Regions from separate parts of the Homo sapiens genome. Here region 1 is linked to region 2. A link is a contact called in ENCODE Hi-C or POLR2A ChIA-PET data. All regions are on one chromosome and are shown on one strand. The core of a region is the stretch at or near the end of the contact, and the rest is flanking DNA. Distances in the headings are between cores, read along the strand shown. Region 1 has its middle 21 kb from the start of LRRC38. Region 2 overlaps LRRC38 (leucine rich repeat containing 38).

Evidence for each region. Hi-C counts contacts between places; a loop is a spot of excess contacts on that map. ChIA-PET counts read pairs that join two places held with the same protein, here RNA polymerase II (POLR2A). Pooled maps may share reads with other maps.
Region 1: a loop to region 2 is called in a map of PC-9, with 17 times the contacts of the local background. The contact joins two enhancer-like sites. A Hi-C loop is called at or near these places in 8 of 168 maps with a recorded cell type or tissue (PC-9, Right ventricle myocardium inferior, cardiac septum and 4 more), 1 of 37 single-sample maps with no recorded cell type and 13 of 50 pooled maps. POLR2A ChIA-PET finds 5 or more read pairs at or near these places in 1 of 52 experiments (activated CD4-positive, alpha-beta T cell).

The regions. Positions count from the first base shown.
Region 1 is chr1:13,533,817-13,537,025 of GRCh38, forward strand. No RefSeq gene overlaps it. Among named protein-coding and RNA genes, the nearest start is that of LRRC38, 21 kb to the left of the region's middle. Within about 2 kb of position 1,560, at least 4 of the 41 ENCODE cell types and tissues checked have a DNase peak (open chromatin) inside an H3K27ac peak, as active enhancers do; they include gastrocnemius medialis and psoas muscle, where a contact is called at or near this core.
Region 2 is chr1:13,480,158-13,483,206 of GRCh38, forward strand. All of the region lies in intron 1 of LRRC38 (leucine rich repeat containing 38), which reads right to left. Among named protein-coding and RNA genes, the nearest start is that of LRRC38, 32 kb to the right of the region's middle. Within about 2 kb of position 1,499, at least 2 of the 41 ENCODE cell types and tissues checked have a DNase peak (open chromatin) inside an H3K27ac peak, as active enhancers do; they include gastrocnemius medialis and psoas muscle, where a contact is called at or near this core.

The DNA of each region.
Region 1 (3,209 bases), core at 310-2,809, 54 kb after region 2:
TTTTTTAAGAACAGTGTATTAAGTCCTGATATGTAGTGCTTTCCAATTGCTGTGGTGTCAGTACTCCCACCATTGCTGGTTTCAAGCCGCCAAGATGCTGTCGCCAAACATGGACTTGGGAATAGATATGGATTTTTATTTTGCTCTTACAATCCTATTCTATTCTATTCTATTCTATTCTATTCTATTCTATTCTATTCTAATTTCTATTCTATTTGAATTTCTACCATACAGATACACAGATATCAATAATCACAAAAGCACAGACAATAGTAAAAGTAGTAAAATGATTAGGACAAGATGGGTTTTGAGTATATATTACCTTTTCTATTTTTTTCCATTCTAATCATTCCTTTTTTTTTTTTTTTTTTTTTTTTTGAGATGGAGTCTTTCTCTGTTACCCAGGCTAGAGTGCATTGTTGTGATCTCAGCTCACTGCAACCTCTGCCTCCAGGGTTCAAGTGATTCTCCTGCCTCAGCCTCCCGAGTAGCTGGGATTACAGGTGCACACCACCATGCCCAGCTAATTTTTTTGTTTTTAGTAGAGACAGGGTTTCGCCATGTTGGCCAGGCTGGTCTCAAACTCCTGACCTCAGGTGATCCACCCACCTTAGCCTCCCAAAGTGCTGGGATTACAGGTGTGAGCCACCATGCCTGGCCTCATTCTAATCATTTTCTTTGTACAATTCAGTATTATTAAGTATATTCACAGTGTTGTGAAACCATCACCACTATTTAGTTCCAGAACTTTTTCATCATCCCAAACAGAAACTGCCTACTCAGTAAGCAGTTATACCCAATCCCTTTTCCTCTGGCAACCACTAATCTGATTTCTGTCTCTATCAATTTGCTTATTGTAGATACTTTGTATAAATAGAATTCTACAATATGTGGCCTTTTGTGTCTGTCTTTTTTCACTGAGCCTAATGTTTCCGAAGTTCATCCATATTGTAGTATGTATCAGTGCTTCATTTCTTTTGTTTTAGAGATAGGGTCTTGCTCTGTTGCCCAGGCTGGAGAGCAATGGTATGATAGTGGCTCACTGCAGCCTCAACAACCTCCTGGCCTCAAGCAATCCTCCTTCCTCAGCATGGGTAGCTGAGACTACTACCACCATGCCCAACTTATTTTTTTTCTTTAATTTTCTGTAGAGACAAGATCTTGCTATGTTGTCCAGGCTGGTCTTGAACTCCAAGCTGGTCTTAAACTCAAGCTATCCTCCTGCCTTGGCCTCCCAAAGTGCTGGGATTATAGTCCTGAGCCACAGTGTCTGACCCCAGTACTTCATTTCTTTTTATAGCTGAATAATATTCCATTGTATGGATAGGCCACATTTTGTTTATCCACCTGCTGCTGGCCGTTTGAGTTGTTTCCACCTTTTGGCTATTGTAAATAGTGCTGCTGTGAACATCCATGATTACTTTCCTTTTTAATATAATTCACTTAGTTGTAAGTTTATATAATTTAATTTTTAATAATAGCTGTGTTTATCAACTGCCTTGCAAAATTCCTGGACATGATTGGCTCGTAGGAGGGGCAGGCGTTGGCCCCAGCACACCCATGGTTGTCACTATCTGTACAGCTCTGGGCAGATGACAAAGCCCAGAATTACGAGTCAGCAGGTCGGTCTTCTGGGGCCAGTGCAGCCTCTAACTCACTTGTCATTTTGAGCAAATCTGTCACCGCTCTTGTCTTCTGTCTTGTTTCTAAAATAAGCCTGTTGGGCTAGATGATGCCTGAAGTTCCTTCCTAGGGAATCTTCTGTCTAATAAGTGGCCGGGCTAGGTCAACAGATGAAATAAGCCCACAGTAACTTACCACCCGGCAGGTCAGAGAATGGTACACTCACTGTTCCTCTGAAGTTGAGGGTTGTTGGTTCCATCCCCAAGACATGTTTCAATTGTCTTCTCACTACGCTTTCTGTCTTCTCTTCCCAACAGTTTTCCTGTCCTCCCCCGCTCCCCCAACTCTTTGGCTGTAAATGCTCGCTTTTCTTTGTACTGGGAATTAAGCCAATCTTTCTCCACTACTGCAAAACCCCATCACAGCAATCCCTATACCTGTCCTGATAGTCCAGAATAAAGCCTGCCTCACCGCTTTAACAATTGTCATGAATGATTTTCTTTAACAGATCCCATCCTATCTCCAGGTGATGGGTTCAGACATGAACACATGTCCTAGCAGTTTACAGGTGGGGCCTTTGATGAACAAGGTAGAGCAGGCCTTGGAGGGGATTGAGTGGCAGAAGGGAAATAGGTGGGGCATGGCAAGCCTAAAATCATTTAAGAAAAGGAATAGATTAAGCAAAATGAGCAAATTGTATGTCTGAAGAACCACGTTAGTCTGTAAGCATTTATTGAGCACCTCCTGTGTGCACACAGAGCCCTTAATCAGCCCTGGACCAAGTACTTCGGAGGAAAGGAAGGTAATGGAAGGTATAATTCTCTTTTATTGTTCTTGTTGTTGTTTTGAGATGGAGTCTCGCTCTGTCGTCCAGGCTGGAGTGCAGTGGCACTACCTCGGCTCACTGCAACCTCCGCCTCTTGGGTTCAAGTGATTCTCCTGCCTCAGGCGCATGCCACCACACCTGGCTAATTTTTGTATTTTAGTAGAGATGGAGTTTTCGCCATGTTGGCCAGGGTGGTCTCGAACTCCTGACCTCAGGTGATCTGCCCACCTTGGCCTCCCAAAAGTGCTGGGATTACAGGCATGAGCCACCGCACCCGGCTGGAAGGTACAATTCTGAGGACCCCAGGGCTCAGTCCCACAAGACTGTCCCCACTCCAGAGGCCAGTTCCATGGGTGTGAGTTCTTGGTTCCAACAGTCCTTCAACTCTAATCCAGACATGGTTGGCTCATCAGGGAAATGCTGTTAATCATCTCTGGTTTTAAAGGGAAGCACTTAGGCAGAGCCACTCAAATCAGATTGGAGACACTGAATTTGGAAACTGTCCAGCGTCTAACAGGAGGCCAGCCGTCTGATTCTTTAGGGAGCGAATGACCTCAGCAGAGGGTGGATGTTATCGCTGGAAAGGATGAGAGGAGGTGAGGGGGAATGCCTCATTGGAAGTGACACCTAATTACCAGTTTCCCATCCTGTTTCCAGGCCCTGCAAAATAGAGTCCTTCTGGGTATCTGGTCTACCTTTCACCTGCAAATGCAAGACATACATACAAAGAGGGTGAATCTGGGCTGTTTCCTCAGCTTAA
Region 2 (3,049 bases), core at 249-2,748:
AATATGGCGAAACCCCACCTGTACTAAAAGTACAAAAATTAGCTGGGCATGGTGGCGCATGCCTGTAATCCCAGCTACTTGGGAGGCTGAGGCAAGAGAATTGCTTGAACCCCGGAGGTAGAGGCTGCAGTGAGCCGAGACCACGCCATTGCACTCCAGCCTGGGTAATAAGAGCGAAACTCTGTCTAAAAAATAAACAAACTGTCTCCAGACATTGCTACGTGTCCCCTGGGTGGGGAGGACAAAGTCACCTCAGTTGAGGATCACTGCTTTAGAGTGAAATGCTCTACTAAGTATATAGCTATTATGTAGACTTTTAAATTTTTTTGTAAAGACAGGGTCTCGCTCTGTTGCCCAGTGATATGGTTTGGCTGTGTCCTCACCCAAATCTCACCTTGAATTGTAATAATCCCCAGCTGTTAAGGTGGAGATAATTGAATCACGGGGTTGGTAGGTTTCCCCCATACTGTTCTCCTGGTTGTGAATAAGTCTCACTACCATGATGTTTTTAGAAATGGGAGTTCACCTCTACATGCGCTCTTGCCTGCCACCGTGTAAGACGTGAGTTTGCTCCTCCTTCACCTTCCACCATGATTGTGAGGCCTCCCCAGCCATGTGGAACTGTGAGTCCATTAAACCTCTTTCCTTTATAAATTACCCAGTTTCAGGTATGTCTTTATTAGCAGCACGAGAACAGACTAATACACCCAGGCTGGTCTGGAACTGCTGTCCTCAAGCAATCCTCCCACCTCAGCTTCACAAAGCTCTGAGATTAAAGGCGTGAGCCACCAGGCCCAGCCATTAGGTGGCTATTATGGACTAAACATTTAGATCCCCAGAATGTATATGTGGAAGCCCTAGCCCCCAGTGTGATGGTATCTGGAGGTGAGGCCTCTGGGAGGCAGTTAGGGTTAGATGAGATTAGGTAACTAGGGTGTGGCTGTCCTGATGGGATTAGTGTTCTTCCTCCCCACCCCCTCCAACAAGATGGAGTCTCACTCTGGAGGGCAGTGGCGCGATCTCGACTCACCACAACCTCTGCTTCCTGGGTTCAAGCGATTCTCCTGCCTCAGCCTTCCAAGTAGCTGGGATTACAGGTGTGTACCACAATGTCCAGTTAATTTTTTTGTATTTTTAGTAGAGATCTACCTTGGCCTCCCAAAGTGCTGGGACTTCAGATGTGAGACACAGCATCTGGCCAGGGATTAGTGTTCTTATGTTTTTTTTATTTTTTTTTTTTTGTTCTTTTTTTGAGATGGAGTCTCGCTCTGTCGCCCAGGCTGGAGTGCACTGGCATGATCTCGGCTCACTGCAAGCTCTGCCTCCTGGGTTCACGCCATTCTCCTTCCTCAGCCTCCAGAGTAGCTGGGACTACAGGCACCCACCACCACGCCCGGCTAATTTTTTTTGTATTTTTTTAGTAGAGACGGGGTTTCACCGTGTTAGCCAGGATTGTCTCCACCTCCTGACCTTGTGATCCGCCCGCCTTGGCCTCCCAAAGTACTGGGATTACAGGCATGAGTCACCGTGCCCGGCCAATGTGTTCTTAGAAGAAGAGACACCAGAGAGCTCTCCCAATCTGTCTCTGCCTCTCACTTTCTTTCCCTCTCTCTCCCTCTCTCCCTCTCTCCCTCTCTCTCTCTCTCTCTCTCTCTCTCTCTCTCTCTCTGCCATGTGAGGACCCAGAAAGAAGGCGACCATCTGCAAGCCAGGAAGAGAGCCCTCTCCAGAACCCAGCCCTGCTGGCACCCTGATCTCAGACTTCCACCCTCCAGAACTGTGAGGAAATAAATGCCTGCTTGTTAAGCCACCAATCTATGGTGTTTTCTTATGGCAGCCTGAGAAGACTAAGATAGTAACCTTCTAAGACAGGCCTATTTTTAGTCAATAAATAGACATTTAGTTATTAAATGGCTTCCTTTAATTCATGCATTAAGCAAAACAGGTGAGGCTTCATGCTACATGCCATGCAGGATACAAAAGGAAGGAAGGGAAGATGGAAGGAAGGCAGGGAGAGTGGGAGGAAGAGAGAGAGACAGAGAGAGGTGGCCCTGGCCTCTTGGAGCTTAGGTCTTACAGGAGAGGCATAGGGACACAGGCACAAAAGAGGACACTTAAAGGACAAAGTGCAAAGCCTGGCCAGGCACGGTGGCTCACACCTGTAACCCCAGCACTTTGGGAGGCTGAGGCGGGTGGATCGCCTGAATGCAGGAGTTCAAGACCACCCCAGGCAACATGGTGAAACCCTGTCTCTACTAAAAATAACAAAAAAACTAACCAGGTGTGGTGGCGCACGCCTCTACTCCCAGCTACTTGGGAGGCTGAGACAGGAAAATTTCTTGAGCCCCAGAGGCAAACGCTGCAGTGAGCCAAGATTACGCCACTGCAATCCAGCTTGCGCTACCGAATAAGACTCCATCTCGGAAAAAAAAAAAAAAAAGAAAGTGCAACGCCCCACAAGACAGGTCAAGGGCAAGCTCACAGAGGGGGCTTTGGGGGCTGGATCAGCAGGACAGTGGAAGGATGGGCTGGCATGCGGCACATGGAGGTGACCATGGGATCCCTGCAATGTTCCTACCTGACCTTGGAATGTTCTCCTTTTCCTGACCTATCCCGTCAGCTGTCTAAGTTAAGAATAGTGAAGGAAAGCCAATACTTCACAGCACCTGGTGTGTGCCTAGCACACTTCAAGCTTCACAAAACATACTAGCCTTGTTTATTCCTCAGGCCAACCTGATCAGAAGGCCACTCTAAGTATCCCCATCTTATAGCTGACCAAACTGAAGCACAGAGAGGGCAAGTGACTTGCCCGGGGCCATGTAGCAGGGAAATGCCAGAGCTGGGCCTGACCCCAGCTGGTCTGGCTCTGGAGCTTGGCCACTGCATCGTGCCTCCCACTCTCCCAGGCACGAGACCTAGGGCTGCACCAGCCTGGCCCAGCCCCTCCCAACAAGCTCCCTCGAGGCACAGTGTCTTTTTTTTTTAATTTTATTAATTTATTTATTTAATTTTGAGACAGAGTCTTGCTCTGTAGCCCAGGCTGGAGTGC